Regions from separate parts of the Mus musculus genome. Here region 1 is linked to region 2. Evidence: chromatin loops called from intact Hi-C (ENCODE). Cell type or tissue: heart. All regions are shown on one strand. Each heading gives the region's core, and the rest is flanking DNA. Links, peaks and the distances in the headings are about the cores only. Region 1 holds the start of Dars (aspartyl-tRNA synthetase). Region 2 holds the start of Ubxn4 (UBX domain protein 4).

Region 1 (9,464 bases), core at 4,465-9,464, 170 kb before region 2:
AGGAACAACAGCGACAACCCTCACACTGAGGGCACACTGCCTCAGGCCATCTATAGCTGGTACACAGATGTCAACTCCTTTTTACACAAGGGGTCCAAAAAGCAGGCCATGCCATGGAGTCAGATACTGAGGTGGTTGAAGCACGCCCCTGCCTGCCCACACCACTAATCAACAGGCTGAACTAATAGCTCTCACCCATGCCTTCCAAGTGGCACAAGGACAGTCCCTTAACATCTCCACTGACTCCAAATATTCCTTTCAAATCCTCCTGTCTCATGTTGCCATCTGGAAAGATAGCATACTACTTACAACAAAAGGAGGATCAATAACCAAGCCAGACCAAATAATGGCCATCGTAAAAGCCTCCCATCCCCCCAAGGCTATAGGAATTGTCCAGCACTAATTCCACCAGACTGACAATTTTGTCATCTCTACAGGAAAATAATAGCCAATGCAGTGGCTACAGCTGCAGCCCTTGGAGGCCCAGGCCTATCCCACCCACCACAAGATATCCTTAAATGACAACCCATATCCCCACTCTCACCCCTGACACTCAACAAATTCTATCAGCAGCTCTTTCATCCAAAGAGCCACACCTTGTCTCAGTTTGTTAAGACCCATCCGCAGTGGACGCCTTGGGACTTACATTTTTTTTCTTTTTTCTTCTTTTTGAGTTAATTTTTTAAATTATTTATTCTAATATTTTTCAGTTATTGAATATTTTCCTTATTTACATTTCAAATGTTATCCCCTCTCCAGGTCTCCTCTCCAGAAACCCCCTATACCAGATCCCCTTCCCCCTGCCTCTATGAGGGTGCTCCTCCACCCACCCACCTTCTCTCGCCCTCTTGTCCTGGCATCCCCCTACACTGGGGCATTGAACCCCCTCAGGCCCAAGGGCCACTCCTCCCTTGATATCCAACAAGGCCATCCTCTGCCACATATGTGGTCAGAGCCCTGGGTCCCTCCATGTGTACTCTTTGGTTGGTGGTCCAGTCCCTGGGGGCTCCAGGGGAATCTGGCCAGATTGATTTCTATTTTTTTAAAGATTTATTTATCTATTTTATGTATGTGAGTTCACTGTAGCTGTATAGATATGGTTGTTGGGAATTGGATTTTTAGGACCTCTGCTTGCTTCTGTCTGTCCCACTCACTCGAGTCAACTCTGCTCACTCAGTCACTGCTTGCTCCAGCCCAAAGATGTATTTATTATTACACATAAGTACATGGTAGCTGACTTCAGCTGCACCAGAAGAGGGCGTTCTCATTACGGTGGTTGTGAGCCACCATGTGGTTGCTGGGATTTGAACTCAGGATCTTGGTAAGAGCAGTCAGTGCTCTTACCCTCTAGCCAGCCCCAGATTTACATTTCTTAAGAGCTAATACTACTTCTTGTAAAATCTGTTAGATGTCAGACCCCAACTCCAGCTATCTCTCTCTCTCTCTCACACACACACACACACACACACACACACACACACACACACACACACTTTTCCTATTCATCAGGCCAGAGACTCTCTCCCTGGAACTGATGGCAACTTGACTAAACTCCAAATATGCCACACTCAAATGTGTTACAAACTTCCTGGTCTTGGTGAACACCTTCTCAGGGTAGGTGGAGGCATTCCCCACCACCAACAAAAGGGCTCAGTCAGTCTCTGACCTCCTCCTACCCCAGGAGACCATTCCCAGCTTTGGAATCCCCATCTGCCTCTAGTTAGACAATGGTCCTGAATTCACCTCCCAGGTCTCCCAAACCCTATGCAAAGCCCTCAAACATCCATTGGCACTTCCATATTCCATACCACCCCCAGTCCTCAGGAAAGAGAGAATGAACTAGCTCCTTTAAAACCACCCTTGTCAGCTGGGTGTGGTGATGCACACAGCCTTTAATCCCAGCACTCGGGAGGCAGAGGCAGGAGGATTTCTGAGTTCAAGGCCAGCTTGGTCTACAAAGTGAGTTCCAGGACAGCCAGGGCTATACAGAGAAACCCTGTCTCAAAAAAACAAAACAAAACAAAACAAAGCCACCCTTGTCAAACTCTCACAAGAACTTTACCTTAATTGGGTAAAGCCCTTCTCAGGCTACAGGCTCCCCCCAAGTGACCTCTTTCCATCTCTCCTTATGAGCTCATGTATGAACAACCAGTTCTGACCCCCTGTCGTTCACCCAAACAACTCACTTTTCCCTGATCACCAACTCACCTCCTTACTCTGTCATCTCCTCTCTCTCCTATGGAACGTTACTGACCACTACCTACCCTGACCATATGCCAACTCCTGTTTGTCCCCAGTCACCATTGCAGATCAGGTCCTTATCTCCCCTCCAAACCAAGGTCTCTCCCCCTCTCCCCCTAAATTGCAGAGCCCTTTAAGGTAATTCTTGTAACCCCCACAGCTGCTAAGCTTGAGGGTCTCCCTCTTTGAGTCCCCTATCCCACCTCCAGCCCTTTACTCCTCTGCCTCAAGATAATTTCAACCCCAACAGGACCCTGCTCCCTTAAGTGTCAGGAGACCCCGAGATCAGCCACCTTATTCCTGCTTCCAGGAGAATGAGGCTTCACCCTGGCAGCCAAGCTCTACTCTACTAAACTGGATATAGAGTTTTCTTCCTCTCCCTCCTGTCCACTTCTGTCAGGGTAACTCTTACATATACAGATAAGAGACCCTCACTTCTACAAATCAGTCCTTCCAAATAGGCTTGGGAACTATTCCACAGCCGGCTGTCAGAAGCCAGGTAAAATTCCCATCAACCCTATGTTCACTCCTCCTCCTTCATTTCATGACCAGACGGAATGTTATTGTAAAGAGTAGCCAGATGTACATGGAGGCTGCCCTTACTAGTCTTGCCAATACTATGTGCTACATGTGCACCTAGCCCCAATTCCTACCTCTGTCTACAAAATGGGGCTGTTCATCTCTATCTTAGGGATCTGTGTGAGAAACAGGTTTGTTACCAGTAAGTTCTACTGTTTCTTCAGCCCCCACCCCCACCCCACCCCACCCCCAGCACCCAGGGAGCACAGTTAAAATTCAGAGAAAATACCAGTCACTCAGCCCTTGGAGCTAGGAGAAATAATGGAGGTGAGTCAACATCCCTCCACGGTTGTAACCTCTTTAACATCCCTTCTCCTAAATAATACAAACCTGTCATTTTGACTCCTCCTCAGATTCTGACCTCCACAGACCTACCAACTCCTCATTGTCACCCAACCTGGCCACTTTGGGGATTGCTGGCTATGAGTTCCTCCTAGGACTAGCTCACAACTGCTTACTTACAGCCTCTCCCGTAACGTCATCAAACAATCTTACGTCACCATTCACCAACTGCCCTGAGTCCAGTGTCGTCACAACTCCTTACCTTTTTCATATCACTCTCTTTGGCATGGCAAACAACTATGAGGCATCCAGGACACATTTTGTAGGGGCATTAAATTTCTTAGACTGCAATAAAACTCTAACCCTTGCCACCCCATCTCAGTCCCAGTATCCCAGTGCTTTGATTCTTCATAGTACTCAAGTCTCCCGTCACCTACCTGCCAGTTGGTTAGGAGTTTGCATGCTAGTATTTCTCTTCCCCAAGTTGCGGATGACACAAGAAGAAAAGCCTGTACTGATTCTGGTTGTGGACTCAATAGCTGCCCTACATAATAAAAGGCCAGTTCAAATCCTGCCCCTTCTGGCCATCACAGGAATTATGTGGACCAGCAGGACTGACCACCTCCCTGGCAAGGTTCTTCAGTCATGTTCCCAGTGCATTCAGATCCTCCAACATATGGAGGATCTGAAACCCTACTCACCCTTCAAGGACAAATTGACTCTTGGCAGCAGTGGTCCTCCAACATGGACAAGAACTAGATCTTTTGACAACTGAAAAGGTGGCCTTTGCCTCTTCTCCAAGAGGGACGATGCTTCTATGTCAGCCAATCCAGTACAATACAAAACAAAAATCCACCAGCTCCAAACAGACCTCCAAAAAGGTAAGGAAAAACTCAATGCCTCCAGTCCCTGGGCCTCTGAGGGCCCCGTATGGAAGTGAATACTTCCCTTCATGACCCTCTCCCTTCTCCATTTCCTGTTTTTACTAACTTTATCAGTCTCTTCTCTACCTTTCTCCGACGACAAATTAAAAAACTCTCCAATCAAACATTTAATCAGTTCTTACAGGACCACCAACCCCTAGCCACGGGGCCAGAGACTTATGACTGCTGAATATGTCCTGCTGGTGAGGATCAACAGTGCTCCAAAGATGTCGCCATCCCCAGACAGCAGGAAGCAATCTAAGGAACACGGCGCCCCCATTTCTACCTCACCTGTCACCCCTTCCTATTCCTCACCTTTTATAATAAATAAGAGAGAGGAATATAAGAAAACTAAGAACCATCCTCATTCCAGAACCAGGTCTTCCCTACCCAGCCTGCCTTCAGTAACTCAAGAGACAGCAGCCACGTCATCTCACCAGTCACCAAATGCAGCCCATTTCCAATCATCGTAGGTGGCGTATTCTCCCTGTGCACATTTACTGTATCCCTTTATAAAGCCTGTGTCTTCACAACTTGTTCTCTTTCTCCTCCATCCTTGCTCAAAGGCTGTCTTTGTATACCCTCCCCCAAGCCCCACTAAATCTCTTGAGTGAGGTCTGTTGCATGTGTGACTTTATGGCATTCCTTGGCCCCAATCTGCCAAGATGCTCTTCTGCTGAGAAACCCCAACTACTGACACTTGGGAGACCTCAGGAGTATAGCGTGTGTCCATTGATGTAGCTAGCAAATGCTTTTCTTCTGTTAGGTGAGAAAGCAAGAGCACATATTGTTAGAAATAAGTTCAGGAACACAGAGAAAGACATGACCAGTCCAACCGAAGTATCTGGACAAGGCAAACTTGACTCTTGATCAAAGGGTATCCTCTGAAGAGCAAACATCCCAACACAGGAAGTACATTTGGTTTTTATTTTACCTCAGCTGTGTCTTTTCCCCATTGGCTGGGGTCCGACCTCACAGTCTTATTCAGTTGGCTAGTCTGCAAAGAACTGGTGCACAGGAAATGGAAGAAGCAGGAAGGGGTCACTGCTCCAAGGAGAAAAGGGTCACTGTTCCAGGCCATTGAATTCCTAGTCTAGAGCATGGAGCCTTTGTGTAAACAAAGGTTTTACTGGGTAGGGAACTAAAGCATTTTCATAAGTCTTGTAAGGAAAGGGAGATAAACAGATTTGAATTCCTGGTTTTAAACACAAGTTTTACAGTATTCGATAGAAAAAGTCATAGTTGATATTTCTTACACATATTTACATCGTTACTCCAAAGTTATGACCTAAATAAGAATATTCTATCAAAGCAAAGGAGCACAGTAAGACATATGCAGGAAAACAACAAGAAACAAACAAACAAAAGGAGTCTTGTGGACACACTGAAATATGACAATTCCACCCTACCAAATGACAATAGAATTTATATGTTGCCTTCTGTCGATCAGGGCATACATTAGTACTAAGGCTAAGAGAATAAATACTTCTTTTAGAAATGGAGCCAATTCAGATGCTTTCTGCATTGGAATCCCTTGACTATAATGGAATGTGCTATTGACCATAAGTATTCACTATCATTCCCTAAGGAATGAATACATTCTTCTGTTTTGAGCAAACAGTAGCAGATTAAGATGTGTCTCTTCTCGGCAGTCAGCCTGCGTCAAGTAGAAAGATCAGCTCAGGATCCTGGCCAGAACCATCAGTAATCATTTTATTGCCAATGGTTTATATAACGCTTAGCACAAAGCACATATTTATAACCACTGATGAGTTAATTGAACCATATTTTCCCCCACCTATAACTACATAGTAAACTACACTTCTGGAGCCACCATATCTATCTTACCTGGATTCCAGATCTAAGTAAAATCTTACCTGGATTCCAGATCTAAGTAAAGTTATTCCCAGAGAGCTTTCATTTGAGGGGATAAGGTAGGGTTGGGGAGGAGGGTCCAATTGTATCCTGTTAACAAGTATTGACCATGACATTTTATGTCAAGATAAGACACTACAGACAGCTAAAATGTGACAAAGACGGCTAAAGCTTGTGTCCAGCACCGGAAGTAGTATGTAATCAAGTCTTCAAATTTCATCCCAACAAACTTTTCCTTCTTGGTTGTTGTTTTAAGATAGAGTCTCACTACGCAAACAAGGCTGGCCTCTGCTTCCTGAGTGCTGTTAACTGCAGGCCCGAATTACCAAAGCCCACATTCAATAAAAACGACAGCATTTTTCAAAAGTCTAATTTAGGGAAGATTCACCCATTAGACAACCAACACTATACTATGCATTGCCTTTCACAACACAACAAGTCAAGGAAAACCTGTAGGCTATTGCTTTTAAAACAGTACTCCATCCTGCCTTAGGAGCCTACCTGCCTACCTCTAACACAGCATCCTGCCTTCCCACACAGAGCAGGTTGCCCAGAGACCTCCTCTGACCCAAGAGACAGGCTTCCACAGGGCAGTGAAGGCATCAATTCCAAAAGCGGAGATCCCAGCTGGCAGGACGCGAGACAAGCTGTCTGCCAGGGAGGGTGAAACAATGATACTCACCCCACCCCCAACTCCCTGTCTCTAAATATACAAGTAAGCAAGCTCGTGGTGTTTCACACTCTTAATCCCAGCACTCAGGGAGCAGAGGCAGGAGGATCCTCGTGAGTTCCAGGCCAGACAGCATTACACAGACCCTGTCTTTAAAATAATTAGAATTAAATTTAAAAAGAGGGACTCTGGGAGCAAGGGGAAGACAATTAACTGGAATGAAGTTAGACCAAGAGGGTAGGTATGTCAAGAGGCTCTGCAGGGAAGATTCCTCGGAGCCTATCCTGCGAGACCACACCCACTTCTGGGCCACGCCCCATGACTCCCGTGGGCGGGGCAGAGGGAGGAGCTGGCGGCGGCGCGCGAGAGCTCGCTGTGGCTCTCGCGATATTTCCGAAGCCAAGGTTCCACGCGGAGACTGGGGGCTTAGAACCCGGGCTGGGAGGGCGAGACTGTGCGGGAGGGAGCCGCTTCTTAGCCTGTCCTACGGAAGCCTGCGAGGGAGGGTGGTATCCACTCCCCAAATCCAGTGTCCTGATGCCCAGCACCAACGCCAGCCGTAAGGGTCAGGAGAAGCCGCGGGAGATCGTGGACGCGGCGGAAGTGGGTTTCCTCCTTTCCCCCCGGGTCGGGGAGTGCGCTGAGGGAGGGAGTGGGGCGATCCGGGCGCCGCTTCCGTAGCTCCCGTCAGCGCTTTACTCGCAGGCCGCGGCGTGGGGTGTCGCGTCGCAGGCCAGTGCTCCCGAGGACCCCAGGGGCCGTGCCTGGGCTCGCGGCCTCAACTACTCGGGACTGTTAACTCTTGGGACCGTGGCCTGGAAGAACCGTGTTCCTGGGGGTGGGGGGACAGGCAAACGTGGGCGCTCGCGGAACCGGAAGTAGCTGCGGCGAGGTTCACTCGAGCCTTCCTAGGTTAGCACGTCCTGCACGGAACACACCAGCCCAGTCCCCGGACATTTCTGATAAAGCACCACTAATCGATACCCTCAGCCCTCATAATGTTCTGGCCAGTAAAGACAGCCCTTTGCAGCACGAGCTGCCAGTGTATTTAATGACTTTTCCTTGTGACAGCTGCCAACACGTGTTATCTTGGTTTCCTTTCTCAGTGACTCTGTGAGGTAGGGTAGTGCAATTCCCAGAGATAACCCTCAGTGATCCATAGCACTTTGCAGAAGTCAAGGTTTGAAATCCTCTAAGTTAGGTGTTTGTAGTAATACTTAAGTCTTAATCTTTTCCTGGCTCCTAATTTTTTGGTGGAGGAATTCAGCATTTGCTAACTACATCATAACTCAGAATAATAAGTTACTATTTAGTTCTGCTGAAATGTGAGTACTAAATAGAAACAATAACACTTTTTTTTCTTATTTTCACCCCCCTTTGGTTCAAATGCACCACCTATTTATGGCACATACCATTATGTGACAGTTCTCTCATATTGAAGAAACAATTTCAACAAGAGAATGTAGAAGAACAGAAACTGTTTCAGACATCTTTCAAAACTACCTTGTTAAAAAAAAATTTAAGGAAATTATTTTTGTGTGTTAGTGTGTCTAATTGTATAAATTATCAACACACCATTGTAAGTAGTATAGGTATAAGATACAGTATATGGTAGACATTATAATAGAGTTCTATAAATAAATGGAAGGAACTTAAGAACATTGTAGAGGTAAGGTAAGATAAAATGAAAGACTACGTAACTGTTTAATAAGTGTAGTTTATAGCCTGAACTTCAGCTCCTCTTCCTAACTTACTCCATGAAATTTGATAATATTGCCATTCTCAAACTATGTAACCTGTTATTAGTTGTAGAAATAGGAGGCAGGTGAATTTTCTGGTCGTGTTTTACAAAAGGAAAGTTGTAGTTAGCGTGTATCAAACAGCTCCGATTTCTAACAAGTGAACATCTGGTGCTCAGAAACCTTACCCAAAGCGTTGGTTCTCTTTGAACACCTCTTCCTGTGATAGGAAGTTAATAAAACTGTAGGACTTCATCTTACTCCCTTCACAGGGCAAATTTATATCTCTTCTTTGAAGTAGATTAATCTCCCTTGGAATAAGGTAGTTAAGAAGCATTCTATGCATGTGTAAGTTATACCTGGGAGTACTATTATGCATGATATATCTATGCACATATGTAAATATAATAAATATATAACCAGAAACTGGGTGCTTTTTTTCTTTGTAGTAAGCACATACATAAGTGAACAAATTTCCATATTTAAAATGGCTGAGTTTAAAAGTGTACTTTTGGAAATTAATACAAATTTATTTGTAGTTCTAGGTACTTGTATTTATGTATTTAAATTAAAAGTCATTTTACCAAAAAATTTTTTTCCCTAGGATTATGCTAAAGAGAGATATGGGATATCTTCTATGATACAATCACAAGAAAAGCCAGGTTAGTATTTTCCTTGTAATTCTAGAATACTTCATGAAGTTTAAAATAGGGTTGACTAAAGGTTTATGGATGTTAACACACTCTGTAAATATTATCAGCCTGTAGGTCTTAATCTGGAAAAGAATATGTTTGTTTGTTTGTTTGTTTGTTTGTTTGAGGCAGAGTCTTGTGAATTAGAATTACCCAGGCTGGTCTTGAACTCTGTGTGGCAGAGAGTGACTTTTAACTGCTGACTTCCCCTCTACCCCTCTGAGTGCTGATTTATAACTAGCATGTACCACCAATCCAATCAGTTCTAATTTTTAAATTTTTGGTTTGTTTGTTGAAACTGGATTTCTTTGTAGTCCTGGCTGTCCTGGAATTCACTTTGTAGACCAAGCTGGTCTCAAACTCAAAGATAGCTACCTGCCTCTCCTCCTGAGTGCTGGGATTAAAGGCAAGTGCCATCATTGCTCTACCAGATCTCTTTAAACCCTCAGGCTGCTCTGTCTTT
Region 2 (10,107 bases), core at 2,934-7,933:
AAGATACTTGGGAGGGAGGCTGAGCCCAGGAGCTTGAGGGCAGTCTGGGCAGTAGCAAGACCTAGCCTCTCAAAAACTAAAAGGAAACAATTCCATGGGGGCTGGAGAGATGGCTCAGTGGTTAAGAACATTGACTACTCTTCCAGAGGTCCTGAGTTCAATTCCCAGCAACCACATGGTGGCTCACAACCATCTGCAATGGGATCTGATGCCCTCTTTAGGTATGTCTGAAGACAGCTACAGTGTATTCATATAAATAAATCTTTAAGGAAAAAAAAATGACTTCATGAAATAAAGACTTGCCTACACATTTTCTCTGAAACAACTATCTTTAAAAAATATTTTATGTGTGTGTGGGCCTGTGTGTGTGTGTGTGTGTGTATCACATATGCATAGGAGGCTGTGGGGTCTTCACAAGAGGCATTAGATCCCTAGACCGGAAATAGTAGATGGTTGTGAGCTGCCTGCCATATGCATGCAGAATTCAGGTCCTTTGCAAGTACAGTAAATGCTCTTAACTTCTGAGGCATTTCTCTAACCCCTATATGTAGTGTGTGTGTTTGTGTGTGTGTGTGTGTGTGTGTGTGTGTGTGTGTGCCCTTTACTCTCCTATGTTTTGGGCCTGAAATACTTGTTTGAATACCCTTGAAACCACTCCTAATTACAAATACCTTTTTCATTTTTTAAGTTGAATTTTTTTTTTGTTTTGTTTTTGTTTTTCGAGACAGGGTTTCTCTGTGTAGTCCTGGCTGTCCTGGAACTCACTTTGTAGACCAGGCTGGCCTCGAACTCAGAAATCCGCCTGCCTCTGCCTCCTGAGTGCTGGGATTAAAGGCGTGCACCACCACACCTGGCGGTTAAGTTGAATTTTTTAAGGTTGGTATATTATTGATGGGTTGGTATATTATTGATGGGATCTCCTATCAAAGAAAATTTAAAGTTCTCATATATAATCTGTGGCCTTGAGTGAATAGCTATGACTATTATACAATATGAAATCCTGTGAACTTATTTAAAATATCTTGAGGATTCTGTGGTGTGTGTGTGTGTGGGGGGGTGATTTGGTGAGAGTGGTGGGTGTGTGTAGTTTGATTTTAAAGTTGTAAGGTGTGAACTCTGTAGACAGCAATGTCATGTCTGATGTCAAAAGATTGGCGCTCCCTCCCTGTTAGGCGCTACCTGTTGAGTGCTGCTGCTCTATGAGCTCAGTGTCTCTGTATTTCTAGAGTAATACCTCTCCTACTTTGTGTTAGGATGACCTAGCTAAAGCTCTAGAAAAGCTATCTGCATTTTGAAAGAGGATAGCAGACAGACTCCACTGTCCATCCCTAACAGTATTTCTGCAAATGTTCAATAGCTGCTGATATGCTAAACATACATAATACTAGGTCACCCCAATAAGGTTAACTGAGGAATATATATATATATACATACATACATACATACATATACATATATATGCATAAAGCTCTATAAAGTATAAGACTTCAATTACTTCTACAGCTTTCCGATATTTGTTAATCAAATTTAGTATTTTAGACTAGGGTGTAGTTCATTTACTAGTGGGGTAGAGCAACTACCTGGCATAAATAAAACCCCAGGTTTAGACCTACCCATAAAGGGGAAATTTTTTGGAACTTTTATTGTTTTTTAGGAATGTTTAGGTACCATCAATTGCATACTCTGTTAAAAAACATGGATATCATGATCCTAATTCTCATTTCTTTATTGACTTATTTTACCATATAACCTATAACTGTCTTCTTCCTTTCTCTTCCTTCTTCTTTAAGACAGGGTTTCTCTGTTCAGCCTTGGCTGTCTTCGAACTTAGTAGACCAGGCTGGTCTTGAACTCATAGATCTCTGACTGCCTCTGCCCGACAAATGCTGGTGAGTACCATCACACAGCCCCTCTCCTCCTCTCTTGAGACAAGGTTTCTCTGTGTAGCCCTGGCTGTCTTTTAACTCCCTCTATAGATCAGGCTGGCCTCAAACTCAGAGATCCACTAGCTCTGCCTCCTAGCGCTGGGACTAAACACCTTTAATCCCAGCACTCGGGAGGCGGAGGCAGAGGCAGGCAGATTTCTGAGTTGGAGGCTAGCCTGGTCTACAGAGTGAGTTCCAGGAAAGCCAGGGCTATACAGAGAAACCCTGTCTCGAACCCGCCCCCCCCTCCCCCCAAAAAAAACCAAACCAAACCAAACCAAAACAAACAAACAAACAAAAAAAAACCACCAAACCCGGGGCTGGCGAGATGGCTCATCGGGTAAGTGCAATGATTGCTTTTCCAAAGGTCCAAGTTCAAATCCCAGCAACTATGTGGTGGCTCACAACCACCTGTAATGAGATCTGACCCCCTCTTCCGGTGCATCTGAAGTCAGCTACAGTGTACTTATGTATAATAATAAATAAATCTTTGGGCTGGAGCAAGCAGAGACTGACTGAGCAGGGCTGACTAGAGTAGAGGTCCTAAAAAATTCATTTCCCAACAACCATATGAAGGCTCACAATCATCTGTACAGCTACAGTGTACTCACACACATAAACAAATAAATCTTAAAAACAAAACAAACAAAAAACCCAAAAAAATATCAGATATGGTAGCACCCACCTATAATTCAAGCAGTTGGGAGTCTGAAGCAGAAAGATAACTGTGAGTTTGGGGCCAGCATTACACTACAAAGTAAGGGCCTACACACCTTTGATCCCAGTATTTGGGAGGTAGAGGAAGAGGTAGACTGATCTCTGTGAGTTCAAAGCCAGTCAAGGTTATAGTCAGACTCTGTACACTCAGCCCCAACACTGACTGTTAAAATGTAAAAATGTTAACCTGTTGTGTTGCACACGTCTGTAATCACAACACTTGGGAGCAGAGAATCAGGATTTCAAGGTCAGCCTGGGCTATATGAAATCCTGTCTCAAAAAAAAAAAAACCAAACCAAACCAAACCAAATAAAATACCACACAAGAAACCCAAAAATCCTAGAATAGAAAAACCAAGCAAACAGTTTTTGTGAGACTGGCCCAAGTTACTTACAACTTTGGACCTAAGTGGTTCAACTACAAAAACAAGACAATAAAACTACCTTTCCCCCCAGAACTATTGAAATTTTGTGTGGAACACAGTTTAAAATGTTGTAAACTGCGGCTAGAGAGATAGCTCAGTGGTTAAGAGCAGCTGCTCTTTCAGATGACCTGAGTTCAATTTCTAACCTGAGTTCAATGTCGTGTTCTTTCCATTTTCATGTGACTACTATTCTTACTGGATTACAAGATTAATTTATTAATTTAATTTAAAGTATAATTCAATATAGCCTAAGTAATTTATGCTTTTCTAATTAACAGCAAGCATCAAGTTGAAAAGTTAGCATAACAAAACAGACATTTAAAATTTAAAATGCTCAAATTCACATGTCAGTTTTTTTTTTTTTCCCACAGAGATGAACAAAGTTACAGAACTCTTAAAAGCCATGGGTCAATTATGAGTAACTGTTACTGAACACAAGTGACTGAAGAAATTAATAGTTGTCACTTCAGATTAATAGTTGTCACACAAACTGGTCCATGTATCAAGAATGTACAAAACTATAGAAGCAGATGGTTGACTGCGGATATACAAGACTTCAGCAATAAAACAGGAGGCTATGGAACCAACTGATTTAGAGCAATATGGGGTAAATGAGTTGGCACATGTCTGGAAAACTACATTTTAGGTTAGAAGAGAGGAAGAATCAGGACTGAGTATGTACTTTAAAAACTATGTTAAAAGTTAAAAAAAAAAAAGGTCAACTTGTAATAAAGTAATTATTGCACCTCAGTTCCCTCTGAGTACTATGATAAAAGAGTACCATCTGTGAGCTCAAGTTTATGTTTCGGGAACATTCTAAGACATCAGGTGGTTTCTTTGTGGCTTACCGATGACACAGCTTTCTTGACAGCTCACAACTTTCTAGACCCAGTTGTCTGCCTAGTGGCCTGTCCCAACCACACCCGCACACCAAGAATTAAAAGGTCCAAGCTGCCAGAAGAGGAGATCCCAGAGGACCAAGAAGGGGAACACCAGGGCTGGGGGTCTTGGGGGGGGGGGTCTGCCTGCGACAACCCGATTGCCAAGGCCTGCAGGGCGCGACTCCTCGCAGGGTTCAGTGATTGGGGACAGGGCCTGGACGCGCTTCCCACACAGATGCAGACAGGTCACGCCGGAGTCCCCAACAGACCCCAGAAGCACCAAGTGGCACTGGGCCCGCCCGCGGCCTGGAGAGGCTTGGCGTCTGGGTCGGCCCCGCAGCGGAGCAAGCCTGGAGCCTTATAAAAAAAAAAAAAAAAAAAAAAAAAAGCTGTACTGGCCCGGACAGGAGACGAGCGGCCCCGAAGAGACCGAGTGGACTGGGCGACAGGGTCTTAGGCTGTCTGAGCCCGGCCCACCTTAGCTCCTCCTGCCTAGCTCACTCGACGCTAACGAGAATCCAGAACAAGATCAAAGCGCCACCGTTCTCGGGCCCTCTCCCCAGTCACCTGCCACGAACACCACGAAGACCGCGCCGCTCCTCTTAGCAGACGCGATGGCCGCCGGGATGGCGCCCTGGAACCACAGCATCGTCCCCTTCAGGCCCAGGCGCTCGCTCGGTGTGTCGTCGCCGCGGTGCCACAGCCGACCCCGCCCTCCTGGTTCTTTGGCCTCGTGGCCCCGGCAACCACCGGCTAATCCGGGCCCCGGTCTGAGGACCCAGCCAGCCCGTACGCCCGACAGCCACCCCCTGGGGACGCGCACCGGAGCGCGCTTGGCAAGAAAAGTACGCCCCTGTGTCACGTGACGACGACACTCCTCGTCAGGGGTCGCGCGCCCCGGTGCCTGGTCGGCTAGGTAAGTCCGTAAGTGCGCGCCCCCGCGAAGCCTCGGGTTCCGACTCCAGGAAGTGGAAGGAAGTATCAGGAAGGATGACTAACCGCTACGGCACGTTGACGTCGCCTGCAGTGAGGCTTCCTGGGAATTGTAGTCTTCCGAGGCTTGTTAATTTGCGGAAAGGTAAACTGTGGGCTCAAAGCATGGCGAGAGTGAGCATAGTGAGCACATCAACGCTGTAAGAGTAAATGCTAGGTATCGAGTTGCTGTCACCCTCTGACTTCTGCAAGCAATCTGCTCCACAAATAAACAAGCTTTACGGGGCTTGACCCGAAGCCTTTGGTTTTTATTTAATTTGACCCTGTGAAAAAGATGGGATTCAGAGGGGCGTGGCAAACCACGCATTTAATCCCAGCAATCCGAAAGCAGAGGCCTGCCTGCCTGTATGAGATGGACAGCTTAGTCTACAAGGTGAGTTCCGCGGACTGTCAGGATTTGTACAGAGACCCTGAATAACAAACAAACAAACAAACAAACAAAAACCAACCAACCAACTTACCAAAAACCCCAAACAAACAAAAGAAAAAGACCGGCTAGAGGTACAACAGTGTTCCTCCTCGCCCGCCTCCCACCCCGCAGTACCACATAGGCCCCTTATCTGAAGGGTAAGCGAAGTGGCAGAATGCTGGCTTTTGGCTATAATGTGCATTTACTAACTGGATCACATTGTAAAACCTTCAGCCACTATGCTATGCTATTGAAAAAACTTATTTATTTTTAATTCTGTGAAGACAATCCTCCTACCTGTACCATCCAGCGTGTACCATCTTGGCTGGCTGTACTTAACTTGTATGAATATCATGTAAAGAAAATATTTCTGTTGTTTCCTTGAGTGATAGAGTAAAGAAAGTCTAAATGGAGTAGAATCAACTTGTGTATAGGCCAGTAAGAAAATAAATTAATAACTATGTAAGGTTTATGGATGCATACGAAATCAAAATGGAAGAAAAAACATTTGCACAAGTTTCTAGTGTTTGGTTTCGGACTTGGGGACAAGGGACTGAGGTGCATATTTTCCACACCAAAGCAGACCTGGCCTCCAGGTTCTCCCAGCATCCCTCAGTCCATACCCTGCCTCCAACTTTGAACTTCCCAGTCCAGATCTCTCTCTCTCTCTCTCTCTCTCTCTCTCTCTCTCTCTCCTTGCCCATTCCCACTCCCCCCCCTTCTCTCTTACTATATATCTTCCTCCACTAGCTGCTCCCCTCTCCCTGGTGGCAACTTCCTTGGCCTTGATCCTTGGGGCCAGTGAACTCGCCGACCGAGAGCGGTTTCCCAAAAACCTGCCTTTAATATAATCTAATCTGGCTTAAATTGGCCAATTTCTCCTATCTTCCTTCAAATATATATATATATTTAACTACTTTGATATCCCTTTTCTGCTTCGAAGGCAGATACAAGTGACTAATACAAAGCAGCATTAGTGGCAGGACGTGGAAACAGCTACCCCAGTTCGTGAGCACCTCCATTTATTACTAGCACAACTCCCTCTCTGACAGTTCAGTTGTCTCACTAGTCAATTGGAGCCTTGGAGGGAACCTACCCTTTAGGCTATGTGACCACACAGAGACCCTTGTGTTTAGCAAGTACTTGTTACTTATGTAGCAATTAAGTGCTTTACAGATGTTAGCTATTGTTTCTGAATGCCTGCCCCAAATCCTGTTTAAGGAAATTATGCATGTACTTTTCAGAATTCAAAGTTTTGCTGGATCATTTCTAAACTTAACCACTGAACAAACATTTGTTGAGGTCTTAGTAAACAAAAGAACCACCTCAAGGATTACATTCCTCTGGCCAGCAGTAAAACATTAAGCAATAAATAGGGCAATTACTCCTGTAATTGCCACTGTAATAAATGGCAGAGAAGAGGAACTACAGAATGTTTTAACTTACACCAAGTCATTAATTATAGTTCACCAGGAATGCCTCATGAAGGGCTGAAAAAGTTGGCTTCTTCCTTTTTTTTTTTAGTTTTTCGAAATAGGGATTCTCTGTATAGCCCTGGCTGTCCTGGAACTCAACTTTGTAGACCAGGCTGGCCTCGAACTCAGAAATCGGTCTGCCTCAGCCTCCCAAGTGCTGGGATTAAAGGCATACACCACCACTGCCTGGCCTAGAAGTTGGCTTTTTTTTTTTTTAATTTTTTTTATTAGGTATTTTCCTCGTTTACATTTTCAATGCTATCCCAAAGGTCCCCCATACCCACCCCCCCAATCCCCTACCCACCCACTCCCCCTTTTTGGCCCTGGCGTTCCCCTGTACTGGGGCATATAAAGAGAAGTTGGCTTCTTGAAGGTCATATTTAAGTATGAACAGAGGGGCTTGGTAGAGATAGGCTCCATGTTCAAACACACATATGGCTCTTGCAGAGGACTTGAGTTCAATTGTGAGTACCTACATTAGGTGGCTCACAACAGTCTATAATTTCACAAGCTCCTCTGGCCTCTGTGGACACCTGCATGCATGTGCACCTACTACACACACACTATTAACAACAATCATTTTTTTGAGTTAAATTAACTGGAAAATGCCAGTAGAAAAGAATAAATGTTCTGGGAAGAGTTTAGTTTCCAATACCTATCTCAGGCAGTTCATAGCCTCCTGCTATCTCCAGCTCCAGCTAGGGAGTCCAGTACCTTCTGACCTCTGTGGGTACTCATAAACACAGGCACATGAAAATAAAACTAATCTTAAAATACAAGCATATCCAAACACAATCCCTGGAGCTAGAGTTATAGGTATTTCAGAGCTGTCTGGTGTGGGTGCTGGGAACTTCATCTTCAACTGCATGGTGGCAGGTGCCTTTAACTGATGAGCCATCTTCCTGGTCCAGGACTATCGTTTTATTATAGTTATTGGAGAAAAGACACTTTCTATGTAGACCAGGCTGATGTAGAACTTTTGCTCTACCATTATGCCTATCTTCTGAGAACTATTATAGGCTTGAGCCACCATGCCTGGTGTGAATTATTTTGAGGTTCAAGTGAAGTGTGTAAACTGAGTGTACTGGCTAGTTTTGTGTCAACTTGACACAGCTGGAGTTATCACAAAGAAAGGAGCTTCAGTTGAGGAAATGCCTCCATGAGATCCAACTGTAAGGCATTTTCTCAATTAGTGATCAAGGGGGAAAGGCCCCATGTGGGTGGGATCATCTCTGGGCTGGTAGTCTTGGTTCTATAAGAGAGCAGGCTGAGCAAGACAGGTGAAGCAAGCCAGTAAAGAACATCCCTCCATGGCCTCTGCATCAGCTCTTGCTTCCTGACCTGCTTGAGTTCCAGTCCTGACTTCCTTTGGTGATGAACAGCAGTATGGAAGTGTAAGCCAAATAAACCCTTTCCTCCCCAACTTGCTTCTTGGTCATGATGTTTGTGCAGGAATAGAAACCCTGACTAAGACACTTGAGGTTAGAGGGCTCTACCTTTGATACATCTATAGACCCCAGCCCAGAACTTTTTAAAAATTTTTATTATTTAAGGTAGGTGTAAACTCAAACAGGCCAGAGGACAACTCAATTCTCTTCAATCACATGTATTCTGAATGACATCTCTAGCAGCTCCCAGCATCACTCCTCTTGAGCTGTAAGGTCAAAACTAGGAAACAATACAGAGCAATAAAGAATAACAATACAGGGCTGGAGAGATGGCTCAGTGGTTAAGAGCATTGACTTCTAGAGGTCCTGAGTTCAATTCCCAGCAACCATATAATGGCTCACAACCATCTGTAATGGGATCTGATGCCCTCTTTTGGTGTGTCTGAGGACAGCTACAGTGTACTCACACACATAAAATAAGTAAATAATTAAAAAAAAATGCAGAGCAGCTCCAAGGTGACTTATAGGTGGGTAGTATAGTGGTGTGGGTACTCTGCAACAGAATTAGTGGGAATGACAGAGACTAGCACAAGGCTTCATCATAAATCATGTGTTCAGAATGGTACTAACTTAAGAGACCCAAATTGCTTTTTAATGAAAATGGTTTTCATAGGAAGTGAATTCAGATATTATATGATCCAATTCAAGTATGTTTTATAGTATAGGATAAACTGACCTCTATTGTTCTAGCCACGACACATGCCTAGTTTTGTTTTATCTCTTCGAGAGTCTCAGAGGATATCTTTAATTCTGGATCCTTGTGTCCACCTTCTGAGTGCTGGAATTATAGATGTGTGTACTGTGATGACCATATTTTATGTTTAATTTCTTCAAACTTCGTGAATATAGGAATATAGCTTAGCTATATATCAATGGATTATTTTTAAAATTATATTTATCTCTTCATGTGTGTATGTATGTACTGCAATATGGGTAGCATGCCTGCCATGGTATTCATGTGGAGGCCAGAGGAAGTTTGTTCTGTGACATTTCTGAGTTGTGAAGCCATTAGTCAGGGGTGGTGGTAGGTGTCTTTAACTGATGAATTATCTTGCTGGTCCAGAATTATTATTCTATTATTTTTGGGACAGTCTTATTTGTAGACCAGGCTGACCACCATCATGCCTGTCTCCTGAGAGCTGAGGCCCGAGCCACTATGCTTGACTTGAATTGAGTCTCAAGTGAAATGTATATACAGAGGTTAGGAGTTTCTACCTGTTCTTTTGCCTTGTGACACCTGTATTTCAGTCTTCTCAAGTCTATGGTGGCTTTACTTGGTGACAACACTTTAATCTCTTTTCAAAAAGCATTATGAGCAACCCCCCCCCCCCTTGACTATAAAAATAGACTTGATCCAAGCCAGACCAGCAACAATTCCAGGGTCTCATATAGCCTAGGCTGTCTCCCAACTTGCCAAAGATAACCTTCTGATTCTTCTGCTTCCACCATTCAATGCTGAGATTATATGTGTATGCCATCACACCTGGCTTATGTAGTGCTGGGGATCAAACCTAGGGCTTTCCAAATGTTAGACAAGCATTGTGCTGAGATACTCCTCAACCTGGAGGACATGTGTGTGTGTGCGCGTGTGTGCGTGCGTGCGTGCGTGCGTGCGTGTATACAGGTCAGAAGGCAACTTGCAGGAATCATTTAGTCATAGGCCACAAGTTCACCACATGGGTCCTAGAAATGGAGCTCCTGCCTCAACTCCCCAAGTGCTGTGATCACAGACATTCACTACCAACACGTGGTTTAAGGCTTCTGTTAAAGAACTGAATTTGTTAAGTAACAAGAGAACTGAAACTTTACTTGGCTAATAATTTTATCTACTTTAC

The links. A loop is a pair of places that touch in the nucleus more often than their neighbours do. Peaks named below come from ENCODE experiments on the same cell type or tissue, not always from the same donor. Only the 100,000 strongest peaks of a DNase experiment are listed, where the experiment ranks them.
Region 1: a loop joins it to region 2, with 9 times the contacts of the local background. A loop is called at or near these places in 1 of 42 quality-filtered maps.

The regions. Positions count from the first base shown.
Region 1 is chr1:128,414,861-128,424,324 of GRCm38, reverse strand. It overlaps Dars (aspartyl-tRNA synthetase), which reads left to right and starts at 6,909. Exons shown (of 16, transcript NM_177445.5): 1 at 6,909-7,173; 2 at 8,914-8,971. The coding sequence starts at 7,108. In heart, for the core only: no CTCF peak of the experiment used is centred there; DNase peaks (open chromatin) are centred at 6,574 and 6,934; H3K4me3 peaks cover 1,945 bases; H3K27ac peaks cover 1,701 bases.
Region 2 is chr1:128,238,960-128,249,066 of GRCm38, reverse strand. Ubxn4 (UBX domain protein 4) reads right to left here and starts at 4,930. Exons shown (of 13, transcript NM_026390.3): 1 at 4,515-4,930. The coding sequence starts at 4,596. Gm41949 (a long non-coding RNA gene) reads right to left here and starts at 4,508. Exons shown (of 2, transcript XR_878509.3): 1 at 4,425-4,508; 2 at 1-4,304. In heart, for the core only: no CTCF peak of the experiment used is centred there; DNase peaks (open chromatin) are centred at 4,266 and 4,826; H3K4me3 peaks cover 2,098 bases; H3K27ac peaks cover 1,795 bases.